Regions from separate parts of the Homo sapiens genome. Here region 1 is linked to region 2. The links are chromatin loops, found by intact Hi-C in ENCODE. Cell type or tissue: ascending aorta. All regions are shown on one strand. Links, peaks and the distances in the headings refer to the core of each region. The heading gives the core; the rest is flanking DNA.

Region 1 (6,085 bases), core at 1,086-6,085, 200 kb after region 2:
GTTAGCTATAATCAGATATCATTTCTTTTCCTTATTTTCCAAACATGCCCATTTTTCCTGTCTGGAAACACTACCATTTTTACAAATTGAATAAAGATTTTATTTCATCGAATGACACCTGATGTTTGACTCCTTTCTTTTTTAGCCATTAGTTCCAGCTTCCAGTTCATGGTGGTTTTAGGTTTTCTACTTTTGCTTCATAGAAATATGGGGAAACCCTCATGTTTTCAAATTCATTCCCTAATGTTTCGGCTTCCGATTGGAGCTTTTAAGTCATTAACATTTAAAGTCTTGAAGGAAAGAGTGTTTCTACACTGTGCAGAGGAGGGCAAGTTGAGCTCCCAGAGTTAAATCCTTCAATGTCTCTCCCTCATCATCAGGTGCTGATCCACTCTGGGGCTCCATTTCAGGAGTCAAGAGTCTGGCTCTCAAGCTCGGGAATCTGTTTAACTTCCTGAAAGGGGGTTTCCTGCTTACTTCCCTGAACGAGATATTTTTTCTTTTCTTCTCTTCTGATTCCTTTAATAGAATACATGCTGTCAGGCCAGGTGTGGTGGCTCATGCCTGGAATCCCAGCACTTTGGAAGGCAGAGGCAAGCAAATAAACCTGAGGTAAGGAGTTCAACACCAGCCAGGCCAACATGGTGAAACACTATCTCTACTAAAAAAACAAAAATTAGCTGGGCATGGTGGTGTGCACCTGTAGTCTCAGCTACTCGGGAGGCTGAGGCAGGAGAATCGCTTGAACCTGGGAGTCGGAGGTTGCAGTGGGCCGAGATCGCGCCACTACACTCAAGCCTGGGCAACAGAGTGAGACTCTATCTCAAAAACAACAACAACAAAAACAAAAACAACAAAATAAAACAAAAAAAAAACAACCATGCTGCCCTATAATTCCAGTTTTTTCACACATTTAACAATTTCATTTCATTGTTGATGTGTTTTTATTTTCTGGGATGAAAATGAATAGATCGCAAAAAAATTATATCAGTGAGAAAATTATGGCAGTGGAAGAGATCTGAGCCAACACCCGTTCTGCCCCGCCCCGCCCCCCGCCCCTGCCAACCCTCTGTCTTCTCTTTCCCTTAATCCTGGGCTCTTAGGCACAGCTAACTTTGGAAGATAGCTTAAATGATAATAAGCCTTCCCCAAAACTCAACTGCCTTTGTAAAACGAATGAATGGCCATCAGGCTGAGGGATGAAAGGAATCGGAATGCTGCTAAAGTGTAGACATAGATTGCCAGCTATTTCTGCAGATAACACCACTATTGTAGATTAGCATTTGTAGACGTATTTTCAGTTTTTGTTTGTTTGTTTGTTTTTTTTTTGCATGTCTGACACCACCTGCACCTGCCAACTCTGCTCCTGTGGCCCCAACCAGAAGTGATTCAGCATAACAGGATAGGTTTTTTTTTTTTTTGTCTTTTTTTTGTTTTTTTTTGAGACGGAGTTTCGCTCTTGTTGCCCAGGCTGGAGTGCAAAGGCACGATCTCGGCTTGGCGCGATCTCAGCTCACCGCAACCTCCACCTCCCGGGTTCAAGTGATTCTCCCGCCTTAGCCTCCCAGGTAGCTGGGATTACAGACATGTGCCACCACGCCCAGCTAATTTTGTATTTTTAGTAGAGACGAGCTTTCTCCATGTTGGTCAGGCTGGTCTCAAACTCCCGACCTCAGGTGATCCGCCCGCCTGGGCCTCCCAAAGTTCTGGGATTACAGGTGTGAGCCACCGGGCCCGGCCTCTTTTTTTCTTTTTTAAATATGTAGCAGTACAAGCCGCAGACAAGAACCCCTCAGACACCGAGTTGTGGAAGGAAAGGGCTTTATTCAGCTGGGCTGGGAGCATCGGCGGACTCACGTCTCCAAAAACCGAGCTCCCCGAGTGAGCAATTCTTGTCCCTTTTAAGGGCTTACAACTAGGAGTCCGCGTGAGAGGGTCGTGATTGATGGAGCAAACAGTGGGTACGTGACTGGGGGCTGCATGCACCGGTAACCAGAACTGAACAGAACAGGACAGGGATTTTCACAGTGCTTTTCCATACAATGTCTGGAATCATAGATAACACAGTTAGGTCAGAGGTTGATTTTTAACTACCCAGCCCAGGGCACAAGCCGGGTTATCTGCCTGTGGATTTCATTTCTGCCTTTTAGTTTTTACTTCTTCTTTGGAGGCAGAAATTGGGCATAAGACAATATGAGGGGTGGTCTCCTCCCTTATAGTATAGAGACGGAGTTTCACTCTATGTCCAGGCTGGTCTTGAACTACTGGCCTCAAGCGATCCTCCCACCTAGGCCTCCCAAAGTATTGGGATTACAGCGGTGAGCCACCACGCACTGCCAAGAGGACAGATTCCATCCCCAGTGATTTCATCCCCACCCCAACCAGTCAGTAGCAAGCCTAGCTACCTCCACCCTTTCTCCCAAACTGCCCTTGAAAAACCCCTACCAGAGGACCTTGGATGAGAATAATTTGAGTAGTAACTCCGTCTCTCACGTATCGTAGCTGGCCTAGTGTTTATTAAACTTTTTTTTTAACTGCAATACCGTGGTCTTTATTTGCGTAGCGCGCAGAAAGAACCCATCCAGCGCTTATAGTGGAAGAAAGGCTTGACCTTGCAGGCGACAGCCTCATCCCAAATTCCTGGTCCCTGGAGGACATCAGCACCACCCCCCCACCCACCCACCCCCTGTCCCCCGCTGCTACAGTGTGGCCTGTGTGGCCTCGGCTGCCCTCCTGCTCTGAGGCCAAGGGATGGCTCCACTGGACAGTGAGTCTGGGATTCCTTGCACACAATTGTTCAGGAGGAAGAAGCAAAAAGGGCCCACTGCGTACAGGTAGGAAATTCCGCTTTAAGGCAAACGTTTCCCGGGACGGGTCGGGTCACAACGCAGGGAGGAAGCCCGCCCTGCCAGGGGCCGGGTCTGGAACCTGTTCATCCGGCTGCACTCAGCACTGTGAGATCGCTTCTTCTGTCACTCAGTGCCCAGGAGGCGGGACCTGGAGGGCTACCCAATCAAAGTCGTGGGCGGGTTCCTGAGAATTGTCAATCAGGCGCGAGGCAGAGAGGAGGGTGTGACGTTCCAGGAGCTAGTGGCCTCTTCACCCTGGTGACCTCTGTTCCGTATTCTGTCACTGAGAGACGCCCTGGGACATCTGTGGTGGCTTTTGTCGCGCTGGGACCTACCCTGACTACGGGAGTTGGGAGGACCCGGGACACCGCACAGCCGGGAAATGGTGAGTGTGCGGGGCCCGGCGTCCTGAGGCAGGGCGAAGGGCTGGTCGGAACCAGTCGGAACCGGCTGTGGCGGGACCCGGGCCTCGCCGCAGCGTCTTTGGGGTCTGGGACCTGAGCGCCCCCTGCGCACCTCGGTCCTCGGTCCGTTTGGCCGCAGGGTGGGGCTGGGCCGGCAGCCGGGACCCCGGGCGTCCTGTCCCGTCCCTGAGCTGCGACTGCGGCCCCGGCCCCGGCGCCCCTCTCTGGGCAGCTCCGCGCCCTCAGCCCCGCTTCTCCCCAGATTGTGCGGCGGAACCAGTACAGGTTCGCAGCCCAAGTCACTGCACCCGGACGCCGAGGGCTGCAGCAGAAACGGTTTAATAGGAGAGGACACCCTAGATCCGCCTCCGTGAGAGGTTTGAGGATGGGGTGTTTAGGGGTCTGGACGGGGGTGGTTGGGATGTGGGGTCGCTGGTTGGTGGAGAAGTGAGGGGTGAATCTTGGGACTGGAGGTGAAGAAACCGCATTCTGCTGCTGAGTGGGCTTCCTTGTGGGGTCTTCAGCCTGCTTGGCGCCAGCCTTTCCGCTGGAATTCAAGATCTGAGAAAGAACTTAGACGACTCTTGAGCAACTCTCAGAGATCTTATCCCCAGGCCAATGGGGAAGCCGGCGGTCAGCGTCTGCTGTGACCTGACTCTCAGGGAGGCGGCTTCCTGTGAAGCAGCGGGGCTGAGGGCACCTGGTTAATATCTAACTGCAATCTCGCCTCCAGCCTGGCTCGCAGTTCCTGTGAGCCCGGTGAGGAGGCTGCACGGTGACGGTGGGAGGGTCACTAGGCACAAACCAGACTCGTGTGTGGGGTTTGTGTGTGGGAGGAGCTGTGGTCTCTGTGCTCTTCAGTCCTTTCTTTCCAAGGGCGACCATTTCTCCTCCGAGGCTTTCAAAGATATTGGCATCAGGGTCTTTGAGACCTGTCCCTTCATCCTAACTCCTCTTGGGGCTAACAGTAAATCTTTTGGTTTCCAGAGCCTTCCATATGCTAACTTCACTCCTCAATTCCCAGTAACGTTATGAACCCTTTGTCAGCAAGACGATATTTCAAATAGACACAGAATTTTGTCGTTTGTTTTCAGATAGCAATGTATGGCTCTTTTTAAACAGATTTATTTTGTTTTCCTTAACATTTCACATGTGAGGAAGAAGAGAATAACCACCTGACACTGCTGTAAAAAAAACCAAACCTTTGTGCCTCTTTTATCTCCCCTAGGCACAGATGCCTTCTCAGTATGTCCTTTACAGGGTGATGTGACCTCAGCCCACCCTGTATCTTTTCCAGGCCCTGTGTTATGGAACTTTCTGGGGCTACCCTAAGATGCTGGAAGCTGCCAATCTCATGGAGGGCCTAGTGGATATCGGCCCTTGGGTCACTCTTCCCAGAGGACAGCCTGAGGTGTTGGAGTGGGGCCTCCCAAAGGATCAGGTGGATGCACTGGGGTGGGAGGAATCTTCTGGTATATCATTCCTGTAAAAAGCTAACCCCTGGGCTGGGCGCGGTGGCTCACGCCTGTAATCCCAGCACTTTGGGAAGCCGAGGCGGGCGGATCACCTGAGGTCAGGGGTTCAAGACCACCCTGGCCAACATGGTGAAACCCCATCTCTACTGAAAATACAAAAATTAGCCGGGCATGGTGGCAGGTGCCTGTAATCCCAGCTACATGGGAGGCTGAGGCAGGAGAATCACTTGAACCTGGGAGGTGGAGGTTGCAGTGAGCCGAAATCACAATCATGCCATTGCACTCCAGCCTGGGCGACAAGAGGGAAACTCTGTCTCAAAAAAAAAAAAAAAAAAAAAAAAACCTAACCTCTGGGACATTGACATTTTTTTCCCCAAGCCTAGTTTCCATTCCTTGGTGACGCATGGCTTATCAGAAAATTGGATGGTGTTATTCAGGGGACAAGACAAATGATTTCTGCCTTCTGGACTCTCTCCGACTGTGAAGCTAGAAAACTGTTTCTAAAAACTGAAAAACCCACCCAATGAGGTTTTGCATGAGCCTGAAAAAGACATAAGGCAGTGTCTCCTAGGAATGTGGTTGCTGAGCACTTCAATGAGCACCGTGGGGCTGGCGGATGTGCCAGGTGATAGAACGACCTGACCTGACGGTTGAGTGAGACTTGTCTGTGTTCCAGTCAGTTCTGCCCCACCCTGGGTTAGTTACCCTGAAAAGATTTGTTCAGTTATTTCCAATTTAATTTTTTATTAACTGTAAAGGGCATCCTATCATTAGAGATTATAGAGAAGATAAAGTGTTTCTAAAGAGGCCAGAAAGAGTTGGAATTCAGAAAACAAATTATATATATGTAGTTTTCTATTCCTTTTTTTTATTATTTTTATTTTTTATAAGACAGGGTCTCCCTCTGTTGCCCAGGCTGGAGTGTAGTGGCACCATCATGGCTCACTGCAGCTTAGGCAGCCTAGACTGCCTGGGCTCAGCCTCCGGAGTAGCTGGGAATGCCCACCATGCCCTACTAATTTTTGAGTATTTTGTAGTGATGGGGTTTCCTCATGTTGCCAGGCTGGTCTTGAAGTCCCGGGCTCAAGTGATCCTCCTGCCTTGGCCTCCCAAAGTGCTGGGATTACAGGCATGAGCCACTGGACCCAGGCCCTATTCCATTTTTTAAAAACTTTTTTTCTTTTCTTTTCTTTTTTTTTTTTTTCTGAGATGGAGTTTCACTATATTGCCCAGGCTGGAGTGCAATGGTACTATCTTGGTTCACTGCAACCTCTGCCTCCCAGGTTCAAGCAATTCTCCTTCCTCAGCCTCCCGAATAGCTGGGATTACAGGAACATGCCACCATGCCTGGCTAATT
Region 2 (7,564 bases), core at 1,262-6,261:
AGTTCCAGCTACTCAGGAGGCTGAGTTGGGAGGATCACTTGAGCAGGGGAGGCTGAGGCTGCAGTGAGCTATGATCGATCGTGCCACTGTACTCCATCCTGGGTGACAGAGCAAGACCCTGTCTAAAAATATACATTAAAAAGGCCGGGCACGGTGGCTCACGCCTGTAATCCCAGCACTTTGGGAGGCCGAGGCAGGCAGATCACCTGAGGTCAGGAGTTCGAGACCAGCCTGACCAACATGGAGAAACCCCATCTCTACTAAAAATACAAAAAGATTAGCTGGGCATGGTGGCACATGCCTGTAATCCCAGCTACTCGGGAGGCTGAGGCAGGAGAATCACTTGAACCTGGGAGGTGGAGGTTGCTGTGAGCCAAGATTGTGCCATTGCACTCCAGCCTGGGCAACAAGAGTAAAACTCCGTCTCAAAAAAAATAAAAAATAAAAAAATAAAATGAACGAAGATATTTATCTGCACTATATTTTACTATTAAAGTCTTTAAATAATGTAGTTTTTTTTAAATTTTAAGTTGTCTTCATTAAGATTTAATCCTTTATACACTTTTAAAAGTGTAAACTATACGAAATGTAAAATTTCAAATCTTAAGAGAATCTGCATCATAGCATGTCTGTCCACTGTATCTCACACTGAGGGGTATTTTCAGGAAAGAGTAGCATATTATAGATTGGGCGCGGTGGCTCACGCCTGTAATCCCAGCACTTTGGGAGGCCGAGGCGGGCGGATCGCGAGGTCAGGAGATCGAGACCATCCTGGCTAACATGGTGAAACCCCAGCTCTACTAAAAATACAAAAAAATTAGCCAGGCGTGGTGATGGGCACCTGTAGTCCCAGCTACTCGGGAGGCTGAGGCAGGAGAATGGCGTGAACCCGGGAGGTGGAGCTTGCAGTGAGCCGAGATGGCGCCACTGCACTCCAGCCTGGGCAACAGAGCAAGACTCAGTCTCAAAAAAAGAGTAGCATATTATAATACATTAGGGTTTGGATATAACCATTAAATGTAGTAGAATTTTTCAAAGATTACACAAGCTTTGAGGAGTAGTTTTCCTCGTATCAATTAAAACAGGAATCCATTTGCCCTGGGAATAGTAGAGCCTTTGAAGTTTGAAAGTTTTCTAGGGATATGCACACACACAAACTAATGTAAAAATAAAAATGCACCTGAGAAGTTAAACATATCCATCTCACACCATGAGCTTCTTTTGCCTGAAAGGAATAAAAATTCTATTTGGTTCCAGGATTTGCTTCTCTTACATCATATTTCTCAATCAACTTAAATTTTCAAAGACCAACAAACTAAAAATCCTACAGACTCATACAGGGAATAAAATTACAAAATGTTAAAGGAAACTGGAGTTAAAGTGCTGCAATATTCAATAGAAAAAGGAATCCAAAGGAAAGAAACACAAACATTGAATCAGCTCAGATAAGCAGCCTGCTTCTCCGCAATTCAGAAGAAAAACCAACATCCAGAAGGTTAAACACATACCAAAGCTTGGAGTCCACACTCTCTCCCTGTTAGGGTATAGTCCCTAGAGTGGAATAGTCCCTGGTGACAGCAGGGACACCTGAGCAGCCACAGGAATGAACTCCGGGAGCAGAGAATGCCCCTTCCCACTGGTTCTCGTAAGTGACGAAACTGTCAGCTGGATTCAGATGAAGGTTCTGACACAAATGAACTCCCAAAGTCATTAACACCATGTCCAGGAGACAGAACTTGTAACTTTCACAGACTTTTTCAATATGGAAAAATTACACCACGAGTGTACCCTAATGTGAAAGCAAAACTCAAACCTAATGTCTAAAAGTAGACCCAAGGAAACTACAATTACAACCTAGACAATTAAAACCCTCCCGGTTCTCCTAAAACCGCGTGCGGTTCCCAGCATTCCAGTGCTCTGTAGCTTCTCTCTGTATAAAGAGCTCTTTCCTTGGTGGGTGAGAGCAAGTAGGACACTTTTGGGGAAGGCTCCCCAGGAAGACCCATCTGGGCTTTCAATGACCTCCCTTTGCAGGCTCAAGAGTGGTCTTAGCTTGAAGTCACTAGTCTCTGGCTGCTGCTCCCCAGTCATGGGGCTTTCAACCGCTATTGATGTTTATTTTTTTGAGACAGGGTCTCCCTCTGTCACCCAGGCTGTAGCGCAGTGGCGAGATCATAGCTCACCGCAGCCTCGACCTCCAGGGCTTGGGCTTAAGTGAGCCTCCCACCTCAGCCCCCTGAGTAGCTGGGACTACAAGCACAGGCCATCATGCAGCTAATTTTTGTATTTTTAGTAGAGACGAGGGTTTCACCATGTTCGCCAGGCTGGTCTCGAACTCCTGACCTCAAATGATCCACCCACCTCGGCCTCCCAAAGTGCTGGGATTACAGGCGTGAGCCATCACGCCCAGTTGAAAGACGGGAACTTTCAAAGTTGCTTTTCTGGTAAAAGTTAAAGCAGAGGGGACTTTCTTTATCATGTTGGCTAAAACTGGCCTGTTGGGGATTTGACCAGCATCTCTTTCTCTCCTGATAATTTGTAAGGTCAGATAAACAACTTAGTTTCAGCTTGGTAGCGAGGAACGTCCCCGTGGGTAACTCATTTTGGTTTGGTCTGTTGGGTCTAGTGCAGGAGCTCAGTCTAAACCAATGGCTTCCTACAAATTGTATTTAACAGGGCAAATAATAATATTATGAATTGGAGAGGGAAAGCTTCATTTGGAATGAAAGAAGGAATTGGCAAATTTAGGGATTTCCTGTCAGTCCTAGGAAGAGCTAGGCTGGAAAACGGGGTCGTGGATTTGAGATCCTGTTTTCACACGTTTGTAAAATTAAGGGGCAAACCGGTCCCCCTGGGGAAAAAGAAGAGACTGGGGACCCCACGGACCACCGCTCCTCCCACGCACGAACGCCACACTCGAGCCGGGATTCCTTCTCTCCTATGACCCTCCCGTGATCCCCACACAATCTTGGAAGACGCGGGGCTACGGGCATGGAGCTGCCCACACAGGGCTCCGGGACCCGGGCCTCAGTAGCCGCGCGGGGACAGGACAGGACTCCCGGGATCCTGGCTGCCGGCCCAGCTTCACTCTGCGGCGGGAGGAGGCCGAGGGCCGAGCTACGCCAGGGGGACTCGGGTTCACAGACCCAGGAGTGGCCGCGGGCAGGCCCGGTTCCCGCGACAGCCGGTTCCGGCCAGCAGCTCTTCAGGTCTCGGGATTCCAGGCCCCGCACAGTCACCATTTCCGGGCTTCCGCGGTGTCCCCACCCCCTAACTACGACTCCCTCTGCCAGTGCGGGTCCCAGAGCGACAGAGGCTGCGGCAGAGCCACCTAGCGACGTTCGAGGCAGGAGAGACACAAACTGGAAATCGCGCCACCGTATCCACGCGCCTTTGTACAGGGCGGCCCCACCCACCGCTCCGGCGGCGTCTCCAATTGGACAGTTTGTGAGGTTCCACCCCCTGTTGCCTGAGTCACATCTCAGACGGAGGTCAGGTAGCTGAGCGATCCAGCTTCCACTTTTGTCCCTGAAACTGTCCTGCCAGAGACATTTGCATTATACCAGAACTTTATATGCTAGATATAAAGGCCCTCAGACCGGACACTGGCGTTTACCGAAGAAGCTTCTGAACGGGGACATAGGTGTGCGCGCAGGGAATGCCAGACAAGAGTTTCCAGATAAAGCGAACCCCTTGATGACTGACTCTTTGAGGAGTAAATCCACAGCAAAAGGGCCCTGGAGGCAAGGCCATACTGGATCAGGAGAGTCAGATATTCTCCAGAGGACAGTGGCTTGGCATCATGCTGCCAGGACACTCAGAACTGTGACCCCGTAGGTTCACAGAGACCAGGCAATGTTTACATTTTTAATTTTAAGTTTTGTTGTGGGTACATAGTAGGTGTATATATTTATGAGTTACATGAGATATTTTGATGTAAGCATGCAATGCCTAATAATCACATCATGGTAAATGGGGAATCCATCAACTCAAGCATTTATCCTTTGTGTTACAAACAAGCCGATTATACTCTTTTAGTTATTTAAAAATGTGCAACCAAATTATTTTTTACTATAATCACCCTGTTATGCTAGCAAATACTAGGTCTCATTCATTCTATTTTTTGTGGCCATTAACCATCTTCACTTCCCCTTCCCCCAACCCCCGCACTACCCTTTCCAGCCTCTGGTAACCATCCTTCTACTCTCTATCTCCATGAGGTCAATTGTTTTAATTTTTTGCTCCCAAAAATAAGTGAGAACATGTGAAGTTTGTCTTTCTGTGCCTGGCTTATTTCGCTTAACATAATGACCTCTAATTCCATCCAAATTGTTGCAAATGACAGGATCTCATTCTTTTTTATGGCTGAATAGTACTCCATTGTGTATTTGGAACATTTTTTTTTTAATCCATTCATCTGTTGAGGGACAGTTAGGTTGCTTCTAAATCTTGGGGATTGTGAATAATGCTGCAATAAACATAGGAGTGCAGATATCTCTCTTCAATACATGGATTTCCTTTCTTTGGGGTATTTACCTAAAAGTGGGGTTGCTGGATCAAATGGCAGCTCTATTTTTATTTTTTTTGTGTGTGTGGAACCTCCAAACTGTTCTCTATAGTGGTTGTACTAATTTACATTCCCACCAACAGTGTACAAAGGTTCCCTTTTCTCCACATCCTCTCCAGCATTTGTTACTGCCTGACTTTTGGATAAAAGCCATTTTAACAGGGGTGAGATGATATCTCATTGTATAATAGTTTTGATTTGCATTTCTCTGATGATCAGTGATGTTGGCCTTTTCATATAACGGTTTGCCATTTGCATGCCTTCTTTTGAGAAATGTCTTTTCAGATTTTTTGCCTATTTTTAATCCGATTATTAGATTTTTTTTTTTTTTTTTTTTTTTTTTTTTTTTTTTGAGACGGAGTCTCGCTCTGTCGCCCAGGCTGGAGTGCAGTGGTGTGATCTTGGCTCACTGCAAGCTCTGCCTCCTGGGTTCACGCCATTCTCCTGCCTCAGCCTCCTGAGTAGCTGGGACTACAGGCACCCGCCACCACGCCCAGCTAATTTTTTTTTTTTTTGTATTTTTAGAAGAGACGGGGTTTCACCGTGTTAGCCAGGATGGTCTCGATCCCCTGACCTCGTGATCCGCCTGTCTTGGCCTCCCAAAGTGCTTGGGATTACAGGCGTGAGCCACTGCGCCCGGCCTATTAGATTTTTTCTATAGATTTTTTTGGAGCTCCTTATATATTCTGGGGTTTTTTTTTATTTTGTTTTTGTTTCTGTTTTTTTGAGATGGAGTTTTGCTCTTGTTGCCCAGGCTGTAGTGCAATGGTGCGATCTCAGCTCACCGCAACCTCCGCCTCGCGGGTTCAAGCAATTCTCCTGCTTCAGCCTCCCCAGTAGCTGGAATTGCAGGCATGTGCCATCATGCCCCGCTAATTTTGTATTTTTAGTAGAGATGGGGTTTCTCCATGTTGGTCAGGCTGGTCTCAAACTCCTGACCACGTGATCCGCCCGCCTCGGCCTATCAAAGTGCTGGGATTACAGGCGTGAGCCACTGCGCCCGGTCTATATTCTGGTTATTAATTCCTTGTCAGATGGGTAGTCTGCAAATATTTTCTCCCATTCTGTAGCTTGTCTTTTCACTTTGTTGTACAGAAGCTCTTTACTTAATGTGACCCCTTTATCTATTTTTGCTTTGGTTGCCTGTGCTTGTAGGGTATTACTCAAGAAATCTTTGCCCACTCCAATGTTCTGGAGAATTTCCCTATATTTTCTTTTAGTAGTTTCATAGTTTAAGGTCTTAGATTTGAGTCTTTAACTGATTTTGATTTGATTTTTGTATATGGTGAGAGAGAGAGGTCTGTTTCATTATTTTGCATATGGTTATCCAGTTTTCCCAGTCTCTTTATCGAAGAGACTGTCCTTTTCCCAATGTATGTTCTTGGCACCTTTGTCAAAAATGAGTTCACCATAGATGTATGGATTTATCTCTGGCGTCTCTATTCAGTTCCACTGATCTTTGTGTCTGTTTTTATTCCACTACCATGCCATTATGGTTACTGTAGCTCTAAAGTTAGATAATATGATTTATAGTCATATTTAAATAATTTAAAGTCAGGTAATATGATTCCTCCAGTTTTGTACTTTTTGCTTAGGATAGCTTTGGCTATTCTGGGTCTTCTTTGGTTCCATATACATCTTAGGATGTTTTTTTCTATTTGTGTGAAGAGTGTCATTGGTATCTTGATTGGGATTGCATTAAATCTCTAGATTTCTTTGGTTAGTATGGACATTTTAACAATAGTGATTCTAGGCCGGGCGCGGTGACTCGCCTATAATCCCAGCACTTTGGGAGGCCGAAGCGGGCGGATCACGAGGTCAGGAGATCGAGACCATCCTGGCTAACACGGTGAAACCCCGTCTCTACTAAAAATACAAAAAATTAGCCGGGCGAGGTGGCGGGCGCCTGTGGTCCCAGCTACTTGGGAGGCTGAGGCAGGAGAATGGCGTGAACCCCGGGGGGCAGAGCCTGCAGTGAGCCGAGATCGCGCCACTGCACTCCAGCCTGGGCGACAGAGCAAGACTCCGTCTCAAAAAAAAAAAAAAAAAAAAAATAGTGATTCTTCCAATGCATGAACATGAGTATCTTTTCATTTTTTTGTCCTCTTCAATTTCTTGCATCAATGTCTTATAGTTTTCATTGTAGGTATTGTTCACTTCTTTGGGTAAGTTAATTCCTAGGTATTTAATTGTAGCTATTATAAATGGGATTACTTTATTGACTTCTTTTTTAGATTGTTTGCTGTTGGCATATAGAAATGCTACTGATTTTTGTATGTTGATTTTGTATCCTGGAACTTTACTGAATTGGGTTATCATTTCTAATAGTTTTTCGGTGGAGTCTTTTTTTTTTTTTTTTTTTTTGAGACAGAGTCTCACTCTGTCGCCCAGGCTGAAGTGCAGTGGTACGATCTCAGCTCACTGCAACCTCACCTCCTGGGTTCAAGCGATTCTTCTGCCTCAGCCTCCTGAGTAGCTGGGAGTACAGGTGCATGCCACCATGACCAGCTAATTTTTGTATTTTTGGTAGAGACAGGGTTTCACCATATTGGCCAGGCTGGTCTCAAACTCCTGACCTCGTGATCCACCTGCCTCGGCCTCCCAAAGTGCTGGTTGGTGGAGTCTTTAGTTTTTTCCAGATATAGGATTATAATATTTGCAAATTCAACAACACATTAAAAATGTAATGCATCGTGACCAAGTGGGATTTATCCCAGGGGTGCAGGGTTGGTTCAACATATTGATAGTGTTCTATGAAGCACAAAAGCTATTACTTTTATGAGGCCCAAATTATGTGTGTGTGTGTATATATATGTGTGTGTGTGTATTCTATTGCACACACACATCAATTTTTGCTTTTGCTGTCATATGTAAGAATTCTTTTTTCCTTTTGTTTTTTGAATAGAGACGAGGGTCTCACTATGTGGCCCAGGCTGGTCTCAAACTCCTGACCTCAAGTGATCTTCCCACTTTGGCCTCCCAAAGTACTGGGATTAC

The links. A loop is a pair of places that touch in the nucleus more often than their neighbours do. Peaks named below come from ENCODE experiments on the same cell type or tissue, not always from the same donor. Only the 100,000 strongest peaks of a DNase experiment are listed, where the experiment ranks them.
Region 1: a loop joins it to region 2, with 2.1 times the contacts of the local background. A loop is called at or near these places in 7 of 110 quality-filtered maps.

The regions. Positions count from the first base shown.
Region 1 is chr19:12,291,841-12,297,925 of GRCh38, reverse strand. ZNF44 (zinc finger protein 44) reads left to right here and starts at 3,043. Exons shown (of 4, transcript NM_016264.4): 1 at 3,043-3,234. The coding sequence starts at 3,232. RefSeq lists an enhancer at 2,659-2,708 and a silencer at 3,259-3,488. In ascending aorta, for the core only: no CTCF peak of the experiment used is centred there; DNase peaks (open chromatin) are centred at 2,995 and 3,925; H3K4me3 peaks cover 2,611 bases; H3K27ac peaks cover 2,270 bases.
Region 2 is chr19:12,491,234-12,498,797 of GRCh38, reverse strand. No RefSeq gene overlaps it. Among named protein-coding and RNA genes, the nearest start is that of ZNF709, 10 kb to the right of the region's middle. RefSeq lists enhancers at 3,175-3,254, 2,516-3,395, 3,396-4,276 and a silencer at 3,445-3,494. In ascending aorta, for the core only: a CTCF peak has its summit at 3,352; a DNase peak (open chromatin) is centred at 3,367; H3K4me3 peaks cover 1,389 bases; H3K27ac peaks cover 2,736 bases.